Linked DNA regions of Homo sapiens: region 2 is linked to region 1. The links are chromatin loops, found by intact Hi-C in ENCODE. Cell type or tissue: OCI-LY7. All regions are shown on one strand. Each heading gives the region's core, and the rest is flanking DNA. Links, peaks and the distances in the headings are about the cores only.

What was found. Peaks named below come from ENCODE experiments on the same cell type or tissue, not always from the same donor. Only the 100,000 strongest peaks of a DNase experiment are listed, where the experiment ranks them.
Region 2: it touches region 1 in a loop (4-fold over the local background); 2 of 110 quality-filtered maps call a loop at or near these places.

The regions. Positions count from the first base shown.
Region 1 is chr7:134,046,900-134,054,899 of GRCh38, forward strand. All of the region lies in intron 17 of EXOC4 (exocyst complex component 4), which reads left to right. Among named protein-coding and RNA genes, the nearest start is that of LRGUK, 76 kb to the right of the region's middle. In OCI-LY7, for the core only: no CTCF peak of the experiment used is centred there; a DNase peak (open chromatin) is centred at 4,282; H3K4me3 peaks cover 376 bases; H3K27ac peaks cover 2,615 bases.
Region 2 is chr7:134,135,312-134,146,364 of GRCh38, forward strand. It overlaps LRGUK (leucine rich repeats and guanylate kinase domain containing), which reads left to right. Exons shown (of 20, transcript NM_144648.3): 2 at 1,712-1,819; 3 at 4,125-4,206; 4 at 7,751-7,851. Among named protein-coding and RNA genes, the nearest start is that of LRGUK, 13 kb to the left of the region's middle. RefSeq lists a silencer at 6,033-6,102. In OCI-LY7, for the core only: CTCF peaks have their summits at 6,155 (motif pointing left) and 6,369; a DNase peak (open chromatin) is centred at 6,130.

The DNA.
Region 1 (8,000 bases), core at 1-8,000:
GGCAAATGTTGCGCTCCAAAGGCAGATGTTTTGAGGAGGACTCCTAATTGTGACAAAGGCAGCCCCTGCACACTGGATGCTGGCCAGCCTCTGCCATTAACACGCCTACCTCCTCACTGGTGTGATCAAATTGGTACTGCTCTTATGAAATTATGTGTGTTAGCTGGCTCTTCAGAAATAAAATATCTTTTCTTAAAGAAATTAAGGTTTCATTTTAAATTGACTTTATGGCCTTTGAAAAACTTTAGTTTTTGTGTGGTCCAAAGCTATAGGTTAGCATTAGCATTTAAATAGAGGCATTAAACTTGCCTGAAGACCTTCCTCTCATAATGTAGCCCTTTCTGAGAGGTTTTTTCAAATCAGATACTTTTTCGTCCTAAAAAATGAATGCAAATGCTCTCTATATTTTTCCCCTCAAAGGCCTTTTTTCTTTATATGTAGACTTAGGAGAGCCACATTGTGGAGCAGCCTCAGTATTAGTCTTTTTGTATGGAAAGGGCCACGTAAAAAAAAAATTGCTATTCTCTCCTACAATGCCTGATTTTCTCTGCTGACTCTCAGGATGTATTTGCCTATGGTTAATTTTATCCTATTGTATGTCATTCCACTCCAGACACCCCCCAAAGGCACAAATCCCCATTCTACAACTAAGAATCTAATGTAAACTCCTGCTATGTAACAGTGACTCTAGGAGTTCCCAGTGTCCCCAGCAAATCCCCATCACTTTAGTAGAATCAGAGCTTGAGCTTTTGAACTGGATGAACTAGAGTTTGAGTCGTGTCCATCACAAGGAGGTTTTGTGACCTTCTCTGACCCTTTATTTATCTGCCAAATTAAGGTTATCAAGCCTTTCTTGTATGTTTGTCAAGAGTTTAAATGAGATCATATTTGTACTCCTGATTTATACTCTGTGCTCTTAGGTCCTGTAACCTAACCGGACAGGTTCTTCCTGCCTGCTGCACAAATAAAGACCATGGCCTTGCGGTAAAGAAAGAGTTTAATTGATGCGAGGCTGGCCATGCCACACAGTAGATGGAGTTGTTACTCAAATCAATCTCCCCAGAAATTCAGGGATCAGGGTTTTTAAAGATAATTTGGTGGGCAAGGGATCAGAAAGTAGGGAGTGCTGATTGGTTGAGTCACAGATGAAATCATAGGGAATTGAAGCTGTTCTCTTGCACTGAGACATTTCCCAAGTGGGGGCCACAAGACCAGATGAGCCAGTTTATTAATTTGGGTGGTGCCAGCAGATCCACTGAGTGCAGGGTCTGCAAAGTATCTTAAGCACTGATCTTAGGTTTAACAATAGTGATGTTATCCCCGGGAGCAATTTGGGGAGGTTCAGAATTTTACAGCCTCCAGCTGCATGACTCCTAAGCCATAATTTTGAATCTTGTAGGTAATTTTTTAGTCCTGCAAAGACAGTCTAGTCCCCAGGTAGGAAGGGGTTTGTTTTGAGAAAGTGCTGTTGTCATCAAAGTTTAACTATAAGCTAAGTTTCTCTCAAAGTTAGTTCAGCATATGCCCAGGAATGAGCAAGGACACCTTGGAGGTTAGAGGCAAGATGGAGTCTGTTAGGTCAGGTTCTCTTTCACTGTAATAACTTTCTCAGTTACAATTTTTGCAAAGGCAGTTTCAGTCCCCCTCCCTCACATTTCAACCAGACCAGTTGAGGAGTAGGTTAGGAGGAACCTTTGAGTAAAGGGTGTCCTCTTATTTCTTATGTTCTCACTGCTAGCCTTCTCTTTCCTTTCAGCCACCGGCCTCATCTCAGTAAAGTTGTGTGTATTTTAATGGCCCCAGGTCACATTTGACCTGAAGGAGACATACTAGAGGTGAGAGCCTGATGTGTTGTTCTTTACTGAGGTGCTGCCATCCTTCTCTCTTTGAGGTTGATTTTGTTTAGCTACAAGCTTGGGGATGTGGAGTTGTGAGGAAACCTTCTAGAAGATTGGCGTGGTCTGGTACTAGAAAAAAAAAATAGCCAAGTTGCCCAACAGTCTGAAGGCTTTCTTACCCTCAGGTCCATCCTCCATGCTGCAGCTGGAAAGGTCTTTCTAAAACAGTTGTCATCATGTGTGACTTCTTTCTAAAATCGTCTGTTTCCAGATTCCTCCCTGTCATTGGTTCCAGATTCCAGGGTGTATGTAAACTGAAACTGATTGTCCTCATCTATACGAAAATTAGAAAAATAATGACTGTACTTTGTGAGTTTCTCATAAATAATGACTAAAAGTTTCTGAGTTTCCCACACAATAAAACATGTAACCTTTTTGTTCTGAGATTATTTTCTTTCCACTTAAGGAGTGTTAAAATACCTTCTTTTATCAAATCTTGGTAATAATAAATGGTAATTGTTTTGTTTGAATAATCTAGGCAAAATAAAGCTTAATTCACCTTCATCCTTCCACTCACCCATGAAAGTCCAAAATCTTAGCATGGCCCACAGGTCTGTTAGGCTCTAGGCCCAGCTTGCCTTGCCCACCTTTCCCCTTCCTTGCTCTTCCCCACACCCCATGCACTCCAGTGAGGAATAAACCACTTGTCGTTTTCCCCAAATACCGTATTCTTCCTACTGTCCCACCCAGTTCACACATTCTGTTTCCTTTGCTCGTGGAGGACTTTATTTCCTTCATATTTGCCTCATTGTTGACAACTTCTCCTTCTCTATTAAGCCTTCCCTGGCTGCTCTCAGAAACCTACAGCCCTTCCTGCCTGTGATCTTAGAGAATCTCCTCCAGACCTTTATTATGGCCACTGTCACATTGCTATAAGTACATACAGTGCCTGGCTACTTTCACACCAGACTCTGCATCGCCAGAGAACAAGGACTATGTTTTACTTACCTCTGCATCCACAGTATCTACTGTATACTACCTGGTTTGTCATTGATGCTGAAATATTTGTTGAGCAAGTAAACAAATTTAAAAAGGACTTCGAAAGGGACTATATAAGCAGTGAGGATGATACAAAGAGTCATAAGACACAGTCTTTGACATCAAGGAGCCTACAGTCTAGGTGAGGTTAATAAATACTAATAATGGTACATCCACACAATTGAGTACTCTGCCACCATTAAGAAGAATGAGGCAGGTTGATATGAACTGAAATGGAACCTTCTCCAGGCTCTATTGTTAAGTAGAAAAAGTAAGGTGCAGAACAGTATGTAAACACCATTTATCCTTAGATATATTTGTGTGTTTATATACACACACACATTCAAGAAAGACTGCTTCTATATGTATAAAATATATTTGGAAGGATACCCTGGAAACTAGTAATAGTAATTGTCTCTAGGAAAGGAAATGGTGGGAGAGAGGCTTTACGCTATATGCTTATTTTGTACCATTATCTTTTTACGTAACAAAAAATATTATGTGCCAGGCGCTGTTCTAAGCACTTTATAAATATTAACTTGCTTAGTCTTCTTAACAATTCTATGAGCTAGGTGCTATCAATATCCTCATTTTACAGATGAGGAAACTGAAGGCTTACAGGTTAAATAACTTTCCCAAGTTCACAAAACTAGTAAGTAAATACCCTAGTAACCTTTTTTATTGTATCATCAGCTCAAAAAGAATATTAAGAGTTTTTTTTTAAAAAAGATATGATTCTACAGGATAAATGTTAAGTGGGTTACCCATGCAGTAAGTGACAGAGAAGAAATAAATTGCTCAGGATAGCTTCATAGAGGGTAGAGGATTTAGCGATTTTGAACATGAAGTAGGCTCTAGATACTTAGAGCCAAAAAGTACTAAGTATTATTCAGGGGACAGTGAGTAGCTCAATTTGGTTTGAATGGCAGGTTGAAGCAGGGAAGAACTGGGAGAAAATGTGGAATACAGGTCAAGTCTTTAAAAGGCCTTGGATGTCAATGTTGAAAGTTTGGACTTGATTCTGTTAGCACTAGTGAACACACAAGGTTTTTTTTTTATTATTATTAAATACAGAATAGTGATATGATCCAACTAAGAACTGGGGGTTAGTCTAGGAGGAGTGAGTGAGTGAGGTGGCCAGTTAAGAGGCAACTGTAACAATCCAATGAGAAGAGTGTAGGATCTGTGATAGTGAGATTGGAAAGAAGAAATGAATATGAAAGATGTTGCATTGATAGACCTGGTGACAACTGGACCAAAAAAATGAAGGAGAGTGAAGATTCCAGGTGACACTGAGATTTTGAGGTTTTGCAAGCTAGTTCCGTTAAGCAAAATTCAGTGGCTAGGGAGGCCACCTGACAAGGGCAGCTGATAGAAATGTCTGCAGACAAGTGAAAATGACGTTTTGATCTACTGAGAAACCAGATCTTGAGAAAGACATCTGAGCATTATATATATGCACAGATAAGACTTTCAGAAGCAGAGAGAGAAGAATGGAGGGCCCCCACCTGACTGGCAGGAACACCTGCAGCAGGCAGACACAGAGCCAATAGCAGAATCAGAGAAGAAACTCAGAGGGAGCTGGGAGAAGTGCCTTAAAAATGTGGCTTCATGGGGCCAGGCACTGTGGCTCATGCCTGTAATCCTAGCACTTCGGGAGGCCGAGGCAGGTGGATCATGAGGTCAGGAGTTCAAGACCAGCCTGGCCAAGATGGTGAAACCCTGTCTCTACTAAAAATACAAAAAATTAGCTGGGTGTGGTGGCACATGCCTGTAATCCCAGCTACTCCGGAGGCTGAGGCAGAGAATTGCTTAAACCTGGAGGGGCAGAGGTTGCAGTGAGCCGAGATCGCGCCGCTGCACTCCAGCCTGGGAGACAGAGCGAGACTCCGTCTCAAAAAAAAAAAAAAAAAAAAACTTGGCTACCTGGGCCGATGCAGAGGCTCACGCCTGTAATCCCAGCACTTTGGAAGGCCAAGGCGGGTGGATCACGAGGTCAGGAGATCGAGACCATCCTGGCTAACACAGTGAAACCCTGTGTCTACTAAAAATACAAAAAAATTAGCTGGGCATGGTGGTGGGCACCTGTAGTCCCAGCTACTCAGGAGGCTCAGGCAGGAGAATGGCATGAACCCGGGAGGTAGAGCTTGCAGTGAGCCGAGATCACGCCACTGCACTCCAGCCTGGGCAATAGAGCACGACTCCATCTCAATAAAAAAGAAAGAAAAAAAAATGTGGCTCCATGACAGTTGGGTTGAGGATGGAAAACTGTCAAGGAAAAGAGGACTTAGGAAAAGCTGCTGTGCGTGTCCATGAAGACGTCATTGACGACCCTTTTCATAGACACATTGGAGGCTTAGAAAGGACAGGCAGTGAATACAAATGATTTGTTCAAGAAATTCAACAATGAAAAGGAGAAAAGACACGAGGGGAGAGATGGAGTGGACATGGGATCACATAAAGGGTTTGGGGTTTGTTTCTTGATTTGTTTTTCCAAAATGGGAGAAGGAGGATGTTTGAAGCAGACATGAAAGAACCAGTGAAAAGGGAAGATACTGGATACAAGAGTTAAAAATAAAACAAAAACCCAGCAGAGTCTTGAAAGCATTGGGAGGGGTGAGGATCAAAGGCATAGGGTTAATCTTACAAAAAGAAAAAAAGAAAAGAAACCCCTCTTCTTCTGAGTCAAGAGGGAAGGACTGATTTTTTTTTTTTAATGTATGTCAGCATGGAGGATGTGATACCTCATACAATTGTGAGACCCATAGAGATAATATATACATGAACAATGGCCAATACAGACTACAGAGGAGGATGCAAACAAAGTTAGCAGTTAGTTTTATCATTTGTATTATATCACATAGCAGGTGTTCTATCATATCATTTGATTAATCTTCAAACCTAATGTGATGTAATATTATTTATCCCATGCTTAAATGAAAAAACTGAAGTTGAGACAGGTTCAGAAATTTCCAGTCATGCATCTTAGGTAAAAGATGTGGGATTCATGCCTAAATCTGCCAGAGAATGAAAAGCTGAGAAGGATTACAGATCACTAGTGAAAACACGGATCTCTGTTGTCTCCCCCTTTTCCATTAGCGACCATTATCCTGACCATCTCCCCCCGGAGTTACATCAGAATAACCCTTTGTGTTTTATACAGATCAATTATTTCATTCATAGTTCCTCTTTTCCCAGTGTCAGAGAATCATAGACTGCTTTTTAGATTGTATGCCATACTTAATGACATGTATAGACTATCAGCTGTCTCATTCATTCATTCTTTTTCATTTACTCAGCATTCACTAGTTACCGTCTTCTTAGGCCAAGGGGTAGGAGCAAGTTGAATATAGAATTCAGCCCTGCTCTAGAGAATGGCGTGAACCCGGGAGGCGGAGCTTGCAGTGAGCAGAGATTGCACCACTGCACTCCAGCCTGGACGACAGAGCGAAACTCCATCTCAAAAAAAAAAAAAAAGAAGAAGAATTCAGCCCTGCTCCAGTAGAACCTGCATTGGAGGAGGGGGAAGCAGATACTTGTTTATGTACTAAATGCTTCTACATTCTTACTCTGTCTAGCCACTGCTCTTAATCATTTAAGCCTTGGAACAACCCTATGTTACTATTTCCTTTTCTCAGATGAAGAGAATAAGGCACAGAGAGATTAATAACTTGACCAAAGTTGTACAAATAGGAAGAGGCAGAATTGGGTTTAAATCCCAGGCAACTGGCTCCCGAGTCCATGATCTTAACCATTGTATATGCTGATGAAAGTATATCTGATTTTATATATATATATTTAAATATATAATTTTAAATATATTTTGGAAATATATTTTTTAGTTGGAGATGAATGCTAAAAAGAAAATTAAAGCTCATTTAAAGGACAAAGCTTGATGAGGATGGAGCAAGTAACATTTAAAATAAGGTGGTCAGGGAAAACCTCACTTACTGATAAGCAGACATTTGAGCAAAAATTGACCAGAATCTCCTTTAATCTTCTATTTTCCTCCAACCTCCTGTCCCTTTAATCCCATCTGATCCTCTTTTCTGATTTTCTTTCAGTTGGCTTACAGTATAAAGCAAAAGAAGAACTATGAAGTACAACAAAGACAAATTAATGTCACTTCCTTGCTCTATAGCTGGTACTTTTTATTTTAATTTATTTTATTTTTTAATTATTTTTTCTAAGATGGAGTCTTGGTCTGTTACCCAGGCTGGAGTGCAATGCCATGATCTTGGCTCACTGCAACCTCCACCTCCCAGGTTCAAGCAATTCTCCTGCCTCTGCCTCCCAAGTAGCTGAGACTACAGGTGCGCACTACCACGCCCAGCCAATTTTTTATATTTTTGGTAAAGACGGAGTTTTGCCATGTTGGCCAGGCTGGCCTTGAACTCCTGACCTCAGGTGATCCACCTGTCTTGGCCTCCCAAAGTGCTGGGATTACAGAACTTGTACTTTTAAAATAGGAAATAAGAAATGCTCTGGTTCCATGGCCCTTAACACCCACCCCAACACACCCACCTCCTCCTCGCCACCCAGTGACCATTCACCCACCTGTTCTAAGGTTTCTCCCAACTATTGAATGAATATAGGAGGTTAGAATTTCTCCTAGACAAATTCACTTGGGTTTTTCTAAGATGACTCCCCTTTCATTACTTGCTTCCCATAATTCCAGATTTCCTGGAGTCCTTGATGTGATTTTTCCTTTCTTGTTGCCATTCACAGCCCCTCCCCGTTCACTAACATTGGCCCCTTTCACCACTCTGTATCTTCCTGTGCATTAATGAAGGTATTAAGTGAGATCAGTTCTAAAGCCAGCATCCTTAGAATTCACTAGATGCTTCTTTTCTGCATTTGTTGACTTGCCGTTCTCATTACCCTCTGTTTGTTTTTCAGCCTGTGTCCTATCGAGGGTAGCCATTCAGAATAAATTCATTTTGCTAGTTATATTTTTCTAGAGGCACTGCATCAAACGGTTCACTGACATTCAAATACGTATCAGCCACAGTAGTCTTTTCATCCACCAAATTCACATTGTTATCCAAAGCTATCCATCACGTTTGTCAGAGTATTTGGGTCTTTAATTAAACCTGCTGGATATTGTTCATATTTCCATTAGCT
Region 2 (11,053 bases), core at 1,473-9,472, 90 kb after region 1:
CCTGGGTGGGTAAAAGTCATTCTTCCTTGTTTGATGAAACCACCGGAGGGGGGCAAATTTAGGACAACTGAGTTTCTTTTGGAGGATCTGCCTTGAGGCAGATAAAGGGAGTTCAGAAAGAGCCTTTCCCTGTGTTTGCTGTTTTTCAAGTGCCTTCAGCTCAAAATAATCAATATACCAACATGGCATATTTTACAGCGACATGTCCTGAACTTCTTCAAAGGTGATAACATTTCCTATTTATAGCTGAAAACTACCAGGCTCAGTGAAAACTTTACCTCCCCAAAGTCACACATCCAAAATGGCAGGGCTGGGGTTCAAGCCATGCCTGCCCAATTCTGAAGCCATGTGCTGCCTCCATGCAGGTGGTATTTACTTCCCTGAACCAGGCTGGAGTGTGGTGGCACAATCTTGGCTCACTGCAAGCTCTGCCTCCTGGGTTCACGCCATTCTCCTGCCTCAGCCTCCTGAGTAGCTGGGACTCCAGGCGCCCGCCACCACATCCGGCTAATTTTTTTGTATTTTTAGTAGAGACGGGGTTTCACCGTGTTAGCCAGGATGGTCTCGATCTCCTGACCTTGCGAACCGCCCACCTTGGCCTCCCAAAGTGCTGGGATTACAGGCGTGAGCCACCGCGCCCGGCAAGAAGCTCTTTATCATAGCACAAGCCTACATGCGTATGTCATCAGTACCTACAGCCAGAGCTGCATTGTTGGTTCCTGAATTCATATAGAGGACTTAGAAAAAGGGTATTTTGCCATGGTTATCTATATGCTAGTCATGGCTAGTTATGTCGGTGTGACTGATGTGATCACTTATGTTTTGTGTTCTCATGTTGATGTCAGTGTTAATGTGCTGGTCATTATGGAGTTGAAGGCAGCACAAACATAATACTGACCCACCTGTTATCTCTTTTGTCTGTCATTGTTGGAGGAAGGGCTTGTCAGGGTGCCCTTGGTTCTTGTGATGTCTATAGACCAAGGGCCAACCTCCTTATGGAAATGATCATCACCTTTTTAAAAATCTTATACATTTTATAAATCTAGCAACATTGACTAATAGGAAGTGAACTGAAGGACCTGTTTTCTCTACCAATCTGGCAAGAATACCAGATTTAGAGAGATAATTGCCTTAATTTGATGTAACCATCCTTTGGGGTGTGGGCAAGCAGTCAAATGCAGTGGTTAGGGCAGTTTGGGAGAATTGCCCTGGGACTGGACAGATTGGGATTTTCATTCCAGCTCTGTCACATACTATCTGTTTGGTTTCAGGCAAGTTAACCTCCAAACGTTAATTCTTTTGCCTGTAAAGTGGAGATAAGAGTAACTATCTCCATGTTGTCCAAAGGATTCAATGAGTTCATTCATTGAGAGCTGTTAGTACAGTGTCTGGAATAGAGAACCCCTCAATCAATACCACCACTGATACTGCTGCTTCTACTGCTACAATGTTCACTCAACTTTGAATGCCTAATGCAAGTGACCACCTGAAAAAAACAGTGGCAATGAAAACATTGATTTGGCAGATAGTTATTTAATTATATGTAATATGTATATGTTATCAACACAGAATTTTTTTGGGGGTTGGTAAATTTTGGAGAGCTCAGCTCCTGGGTATAAAATATACTAAATAAGTGCTGGATATGACAAGATAGATTGTTTCTTTTCTAATGAGAATCTTTTCTTTGTCTACCTTTCTGGGTTTTTTACAGGAGGAATTTGATGGGGTCCTGAGAGAGGAGGCTGTGGCCAAAGCACTCCATCACTTGGGGCGCTCAGGCTCTGGGACTGAGCAAGTCTACCTCAATCTAACTTTATCAGTGAGTATGACAAAATCTCCATTGGCTGGCTACAGCTTGACACTGGCTAGACCATATTCATTTTCTTCAGTACTCTTAGCTTTTGTGGTGACAGCAAATCTTGGAGCCTCGCATTTGATGGAGACTGGTGACAAGAGATATTTCTGTAAATATTAGACTTCAAAGAGCCCTGACCAATTCAGTAATCAGCCCCCCAAATTTCTTAGTTTTCATTCTCTTCACACTCTATTTCTTTCATCTTAAGTAGTCTATATTATAGTAATCAATGCTTTCTTTCCAGGAGGTTGAATTTGATTCTGTAAAACCAATCAAAGACTCTTTAAGAATTTTCTCTCTGATCAGTGGAAGAAACACTAAACTTTATATCTGAATCCAAGGGAACAAAGTATTTTGATATTGACTTTCCCCACTAAGTATGTCAAGAAATAAGAGGCTTTGAGCTATACCTTACTTTCCAAAAGATACCTATCATTAAAGAAAAAAAAAATCTATTATTATTCATCAGTTTTTAAGATTTCAGTACTCATCATAGAGTAGCACAAAACCTTGGCTTCAATTTTATCAAAAGAGAGGCTGTAAGAGCAAACTACTGGGAATACTTGCTTCTTTCCTCATTTTGTCTCTCTGTAGTCCTAGAAAAACAATTTAAGTCGTTGTGCCTCCTTATATTGTAAAGCATTAAATATTCATTGGAGATCCACAGAGTAAATTTAGGTACATATGAGAAAAAAAAAACGCACATTGAAATTTTACCATGGCACCATGATTTGGCGAAAGGGTATGTAATTCACTATAAGCCTGTTCTATCTTGGATTTGAATGAGTAAGCTAAGCAAGAAATGTTAAACTTTTTTCACCTTTGCTAGTTCCATGGGCATGTCCTTCAAGGTCAGCATATTAAAACAGTAATCTTTTTCTATTTTCACTTTGTAACATTTTATGGATGACTCAGCCAGTCAGGCAATAACATACAGGGAGCACCCTGTATGCATTGCACTGTGTTTGACGCTGGAATATGGTATATAATTCCAGCAGCCAGTGCATCCCCACACAAGCCCCTTTCAATCAATATTCTACTTCTGTAGGTAGTGCTATGCCTTAAATTGATCTACCCCAAAAAGCAATCCTTTAAATCTTATTTCAGCTGGATGGACTGAAGCTTAATTTATTTTGCCACTGACCTCCTTACATTTGAGATATTACACGTTGAATTACTTTGACTTAATAACCTGTCTTACTGAATACACTTTCTTAGAGTTGCCTAGTTTGGTGATTTTTTTTTCCTTTATGTCTTACTTATGTTACATGTTATTTTTTTTACTTTCTCTTATTATTTGTGTACATATCTTCTCTCCTACCAAAGTCATAAGTTTCTTAAGGGCACAATATAGCTCTCTTCCATCATTGCATTTCTCATCATGCCAAGCACAATGCCTTGTAAATAGTAAATATTCAGTAAGTGTTTATTTATTATTACTGTTCTAGCGGCCTTCATTAAACAATCACCATTATTCTATATGAGAACGTGCTTATAATGACTCTTCATTGGTTTGCTTGTTTTCTGACTCCGCCATCACGACATAAAACAATCATAGAAGTCTTTGTTCCACTCAACCAAATTCCCCTCAACCTCATCTGAAGTTGACTAGAATCAAGATATCCTGGAAAGAATTTTGGACAAGGATTCAAGAGACTTAGATACTGCTTCTCTATAACTAACTTGCTGTGTGATTTCAGGCTGTTAACCTACCTCTCTGTACCTCACATCCCTCATCTCTAAATTGGGAATAAGCTGCCCTACAGATTTCACAGGTGTGTTTGATCAGATGAGATTATTGTGAAAGAGCTTTGAAAATGAAAAGGTGAAAGTGTAGGTAGTATTGTTATTAATGATTTCCTGATGAGGTGTGAATTCTCTTTAAAACTTCATTTAAATTCTAGACATTTTTTTCTTCTACTAGGTAAAGGCCTTGTCTTTATTGCTATTGTGTGATTTATTAAAAGAAAAAAAAGACTCTGTTCTAACGGTCTCCATGAACACTGCTTTAAATTGGCCTTTCATGTTGTATTTGTTTTTGCTAACAACACTAACGTTATTAAGCTATTATTTTCTTCAAAGGAAGGGCTTTTTTTTTATGGCATCTGTTTTGAGATCCTATTAGTAGCAGGCTTCAGATTTTGTTCTCTCTCTTCTTCTATACTTGTGAAAGAAATTCTGGATTTCTTTCCATCAAGAGTTATTGCAAGAAGGCTGAGTAGTAACCTGATAAAGCAACATTAAAGTCTTTTACCTTTTGTTTTCTCAGGGTTGTAATTTAATTGATGTTAGCATTCTCTGTGGATATGTTCATCTACAGAAGTTGGATCTTTCAGCGAATAAAATTGAAGGTATGTAATTGTCATTCTAGATTGATCACTGAATTATCTGAAAACTTAAACGTTGCAGTATGTAATATGGTTTAATAATGCCAGACTTGATATCACTAATTTGTGTATCAATTTACATATTGATCCTTTGCTTTCCATGTAAAAAAGGCACCGATAACTGCTGAGAGAGAAAAAGGCACAGATCTGCAATATGATGATGTGGCTGAGATGCAGTCAATGATATTTAAGACTAGGAGATGGAATGTTGGCTTTATTTTTTCCTTTTAAGAGATCGATCATTACTTCTTCAATACTCCCTGAATATTTAATGATTTCTTTTCTTTTCCTCTGTTACTCAGTGCAGATGAATTAGTCTTTTTTTTCTTTAACAGATTCTTTTCTTTATTTTGCTTTTGCATTTATATTTTATTACACTCTTTATTCTGCATTTTGAAAATCTTATTTTTAAAATTAAAAAAACATTTTTTTTGAGATGGAGTCTCACTCTGTTGCCCAGGCTGGAGTGCAGTGGCATGATCACAACTCACTGCAACCTCCGCCTCCTGGGTTCAAGTGATTATCCTGCCTCAGCCTCTGGAGTAGCTGGGACTACAGGCACGCACCACCACGACTGGCTAATTTTTTGTATTTCTAGTAGAGATAGGGTTTCGTCATGTTGGCCAGGATGGTCTGGAACTCCTGACTTCAAGTGATCTGCCCGCATCAGCCTCCCAAAGTGCTGGGATTACAGGTGTGAGCCACTGTGCCCGGGCCTACATTTTGCATTTTAAATCTGTTAGCTCTTTTACCCTTATTATTGAGCACCAGGGATTCACAAATACATATTTTTCATTCTTTTTTGCTGTCTTTATTTAGTTGATTCTTTCAACTCTAACTCCACAATTTGTAGTTTTATATAAGGTATTTGTTATGACACCTTGTTCACATTTAATGAAATTAGTCCTACCATTGTCAAATTTTCTTCAAAGCTTGATCCTTGTTTATAATTTTCTGATCTTATTTGAAGTTGACAGTGTATAATGTTTTTCTTTAGATTTCTAGGGAAGTGAGCAAATCATTACTTCTGACCTGCTTTCTTCACTGATAATCTTTCTGCTTGCTTCTTTTGCCTGCCTTTTTTATGACAAATAAATGTTGCTGATATGTCTTCTCTGTTTGATTCTGGGGTTTTTTTCCCCTTCTAGGACCCTAATAAAGTCCACTTTTTAACGATTAAGAAATATTCTAGCCCATTTTCATTCTTAAAATACTACTGTTTTTGAAAGACTTTCAATTAACTTTTTTCTAGTTTTCTAAAGCTTTATTATGGAAAATTACAAAGCACAAATAGAATATTGGAATGAATATTTGGGTTCAACAGTGATCAGCCCATCTATATACCTCCCTGCCCAGCTTCCCCAGGGTTATTTTAAAGCAAATCTTAGATGGTCATCTCATCAGAAGGCCTTTTCTAGTGTCTCTGGCAGGAGCACTTGGCCTACTCCATACCTCCGCGGTTGTTTCCATTTGCTGGGTAGGAAATCGCGGAGTGGTGGGGGCCTTGCCAATGCTCACTGCTGACAACAGGAGCAGGGAGCCCACAGTTACGCTCCAAGCCTTTCTCTTCAGCCCGATCAGTCCTCACTAACCTTGGATGGCACATTTCATTAGTTCGTCAACTGTTTGAAAGCCTCCTGTGTGTAAAGTACCGCATATGTTTCTTTTTGTGATGACAGTCTCACTGGTCTCCTGGTGCAGGCCAAACTTCAGACTGCATCCGAATCACCTGGAAGCCCTGATAACACAGATTTCTGGGCCCCACTCTCAGGGTTTCTGATTCGGTAGGTTTGGGGCGGGGCCTGGAAATTTGCATTTCGAATAAGCTCCTGGATGAGGCTGATGCTGCTGGTCCGGGACCACATGCCGAAAACCAGTGATGGAGACACGAGGAGCTCCTGCCCTCTGGTGGGCAAGGAGGTCACTGCACTGATAGGGACCACAGGCCAGCTCAAGTTCAATGTCCAGCAACCCAGACCAAGGACTTTTTTCTGTCTTGATATGAAAACACTGGCTATCTACAGTGTGTGAAATGCACTCACCATCTCTTTGTCTCTAGCTAAGTACTAGCTGCTGCTTCTGCTTCAAGAAGGATCTCCATTTACCTGCCCACAGAAAGATCATCTTTCAGGAGAGTCTGGTGGTCCCGTGAAGTTAGTAGAGTTGAGACCACTGCTGACAGACATGTAGCTGAGCTCAGCATGGACAAATCGATACCACTTGGAAAGCAATTACAGTTTCTCCTTAGGTTTCCTCGAAGAGTTCTTCCTTGATTTGCTGATTCATTTCCAACAAAGTGTTAATGTCTCAAAGTACTGTCTCTCCTGGAACTATTTACATTTAGTAAGGAAGGGCATGGTTTCGTCCAGAAAAATAACATAGAAATTGGGGGGAATTTTCTGGCTTCAGTGACTATTGAGAAGGGAAGATACCAGGAGGCCCCTTACATAGCATGTCCTACCCACCTCAGGGCAGGGCCCCAACTACTCCAGGCTGGCTTCCTTCCCCAGGTCTGCATGTGTCTGTGCCACTTGGAGAAAGGTAGAAGCACTTCGCTTGGCTTCGGGTGAGGAGGCTCCATTCTCCCACTAGAGGCCATCCCCAGGAGGTTGTAATAGCGCATACTATGATCTAGAATCTAGAACGAGGAGAGAGAGGGAAATGCTAGCATTGTTGCCATTTTTAGGCAGAGAAAGGACTTACTAGTAGAGACAGGGCCATAACCCTTACTGTGTGACCCTTCCTGATTCCTTCCCTAATTCATTCCCCTACCTCTGTGTCTGCTGTAAAGTCATAGAGAAAGGTAAAACAATAGTTCATATCTTTTATCTTTTATATGTAATTTCATTAGCACTATCCTTTATTAGCACAGTAGTTCTTTACTTAGTGTTCAAGATTCAAAGTGTGTGCTTGGGATAAAATGCAAAACTCGGATGTACGTTTGATCCAATCTGGAGTCAAAAATCAAATAACAGCAATGAGTTAAATCACTTCAAATAGTTAATGCGATCTAGTGGTAAGTCCAACTGAAACAAAATTTAATTTACAACAAAGAGAGTTTCCTAATTGTGGCATTTCCACTCTTTATGAAAAGATCTAATTTAGTTATTTAGGGGCTAATTATCAAGAGGATTATCTAAGGCTTTTGCTTTTCATCCTTTTCTCAAATGCTGGCAAGTTTTGTAGCATTTCATTGTTAGTGGCAGAGTGAGCGGGCATGCGGAAGAGGCCGCAGGGATTGGTTACTTGGCTGCCCCCAAAATAGGGCATACAAGGATTGGCCACCCCTGGGGAAGAGGATTAAATTATTGACTCCGAGAGTTTTCTACCTTTTTTTTGTATATTTCACATACTCCTGATTTTATTCCTTTCACTCATATGGAATAATTAAGATGTCTTTGCAACTGTTATAATTTTAAAATATTCTGATGTCATGTACACTGTTTTTAATGCCTTTGTCTTGTTATTTTATTGGCTTACCTTATTCTGTATCTGTTTCCCTCCGTAGATTTATCTTGTGTGAGTTGTATGCCTTATCTCCTAGAACTTAATGCTTCTCAAAATAATTTGACTACGTTCTTCAATTTCAAGCCACCCAAAAACCTCAAGGTAGACTTTATGAATACCTTAATTACACATTAAGGGGTTTGCAAAAGTGCATTAAATAAGCAAAATAGCACTCAAATAGAGAATTCAGAGAGAATAAGATACAGAGGTAAGCAATGTAAGTGTCTGAAATGAAATAAAAAAGAAGGCTTTGTGTATACTTTATTTTGGAAAAGGGAGCTGGTCTGTCAGTGGATAGGCTTTCTGGAAGCTTTGTTCAAACCTAGTGTTCAAACCAACGAACTTTCCTCTGGTCTCCTCTTTCCCTCATTTGAATAGTAGTTATTATTGCCCTTTTTTTGTTGTTATAGTGGAACAATTTTTTAAAAATATTACTTGGTACATTTTATTTATTTAAAGAAATGCATTTTATTGTGTATATTTCAGATGTACAGCATGATGTTATGGGACATATAGCGGAATAACTTATCTGAAAAATTTTATATCTGAATAATCTGTAAAAATGTCCTAGGCTCAAACTTTGCCCTTTTATTTATCTAACTTTACTTTTTAAGAAAATAATGCTTTCAGATCTCCATTCTTGCTTCTCCGCACTTGCTTTTGCATTTCTGAAGCAGAAATAAACTACCTGTGGACAGTGGTGGATGGAATAGTTTGCTATGCCCTAGAGCAGTGAGTCTGTTGCTTAAATGCATGCCCAAATCACCTGTGGTTCTTGTGAAAAGGGAATTCTGACCCATTAGGTCTGGGGTGGGGCCTGAGCCTGTGATTGCTAAAAACCTTCCTGATGATGTCATGCCACTGGTCCATCGGTCATACTTAAGTAGCAAGGTCAGAGAGAAGTGGTTCCCACACTCTTCTGCACATTGGAATCACCTGAGGGAGTTTTCAGACCTACTGATACCCAAATCCCACTGCAAGAGATTCTGATTTAAGTGGTCCAAGGTAAGGTGTGGGCTTTGGGCTTCTTATTTTCAGAGACAAGTTGGAGTGCAGTTGCGCATTCTTGTCTCACCACAACTTCAGCCTCCTGGGCTCAAGTGATCCTGTCGCCCAGGCTGGAGTGCAGTGGCGCAATCTTGTCTCACTCTCACCGCAACCTCCGACTCCTGGGCTCAAGTGGTCCTCTCACCTCAGCCTGAGTAGCTGGGACTACAGGCACGTGCCAAAACACCTGGCTAACTTTTTTGGTATTTTTTGTAGAGGCGGGGTTTCACCATGTAGCCCAGGCTGGTCTTGAACTCCTGGACTCAAATGATCCACCTGCCTCAGCCTCCCAAAGTGCTAGGATTACAGGTGTAAGCCACCACGCCTGGCCTGGACTTTTAAAGAGACCATCAGGTGGCTCTAATGTGCTGACAAATCTGGAAACGATCACCCTGGGTTTTGTGATTAGTGTTGTTGTATTGGACTCAAATATTTAATTAAAAAGTCATTTTAAGGAATGGACATCAACTATTGCCTTTTATTATCTATTAGTTTTATTTTATTTACAAACCAAATTAACTTAAATCCAAAATATTCTATGGAGAGTTGCACAAATATGAAAATCTGTTTGAAATCAAGAAACAGACATTCCCTTATACTGATGAGAGACCTTAATTTTCAATTTTTCTTCAGTTTTATATCATTCCCTTATCAATAGTGCATTTTTTCCCTTTGAAATTATAGTTTTTGCCAGGATGACATTCCTTTGTGCAAATAAGCCGCACTAGGTGCCTATCTGTACTCAGTGTGGGGCCGCATCGTCTTGAGGTTATCAGGAATTGAATTTGCAAAGCTGTTTTGATTCACCTTTTGCTGTTCCATTCGCCTTGTCTGAAGCCACAGGGCAGTCATTCATGGTAACAGCATGACCCCTACCCCAGGAAAAACTTTGGAGTTTCTCCCTTTCACACCCCTTCCTTGCACTCTCCCAGAAAGACCCTACAAATGAACAAAAACAGATCATGGACCCCATCTTTAAGGTTCTGAGCTCCTGGAGAATTACAAGCAAATATATTGGTCATTTTAGAGAAGTGTGTACCAAGTGCCAAGCTGTACCCTGAGGTGCTGCAAGCCACTGTGAGCTCTGTGTAGACCTGGGAAGGAATGATGGTGGCCTCCTGGTGTATGTTTTCTTTTCTTTTCTTTTCTTTTTTTTTAAGATGGAGTCTCATGCTTGTTGCCCAGGCTGGAGTGCAATAGCAAGATCTCGGCTCACCGCAACCTCTGCCTCCCAGGTTCAAGCAATTCTCCTGCCTCAGCCTCCCGAGTAGCTGGGATTATAGGCATAAGCCACTACACCTGGCTAATTTTGTACTTTTAGTAGAGACGGGGTTTCACCATGTTGACCAGGCTGGTCTGAAACTCCTGATCTCAGCTGATCTGCCCGCCTTGGCCTCCCAAAGTGCTGGGATTACAGGTGTGAGCTGCTGCGCCTGGCCTCAGGTGTTTTCAATGTATTATTTAATCCTCCCAGTAAAGCTGTGGGGCTGTCCTGATATTGTCCTGATACTGAAGCATGAAAGGTTAGGTAACTAACTTCACCTTTGCTGGGAGGCAGCGGAACTGGGATTGAACCCACTGTCTGAGACCCCATGGCCCACATCTTTCCAGTAAGTCAGGCTCATGTACTATGCTCCGCCATCTTGAGAAGCTCCACTTCCTTTTCATTTAATATCTATGAGCCTTGTACCACCAACCAGAGAGAACATGCATTTCCTAGAGCGGGGACTTGTATGTGCACTCTTTTTGTATTTATTAGAATGCTTTTGCTCTTACTAGGTGAAAAATGTTAATTTGACTTGATGGCTACTTTTTCCAAGCTCTAGGTTCCAATGGGAGTCCAAACAGTGGCACAAACCCCTTTAAGGTCTTTCAAGAAACCTGGCTGGGCACAGTGGCTGAGGCCTGTAATCCCAGCACTTTGGGAGGCTGACACGGGTGGATCACTTGAGGTCAGGGGTTCAAGACCAGCCATGGTCAACATGGTGAAACCCTGCCTCAACTAGAAATACAAAATTTAGCCTGGCATGATGGTGGGAGCCTATAGTCCCAGCTACTTGGGAGGCTGAGGCAGGAGAATCGCTTGAACTGGGAGGCAGAGGTTGCAGTGGGCCAAGACTGAGCCACTGCACTCCAGCCTGGGCGACAGAGTGAGACTCCATCTAAAAAAAAAAAAGAAACCTAATACCATAGCTACATAGAGAGCATAGTATTAGCGTTTGCCCTGACTGAGGTGTAGTTATACAGATGTCATACT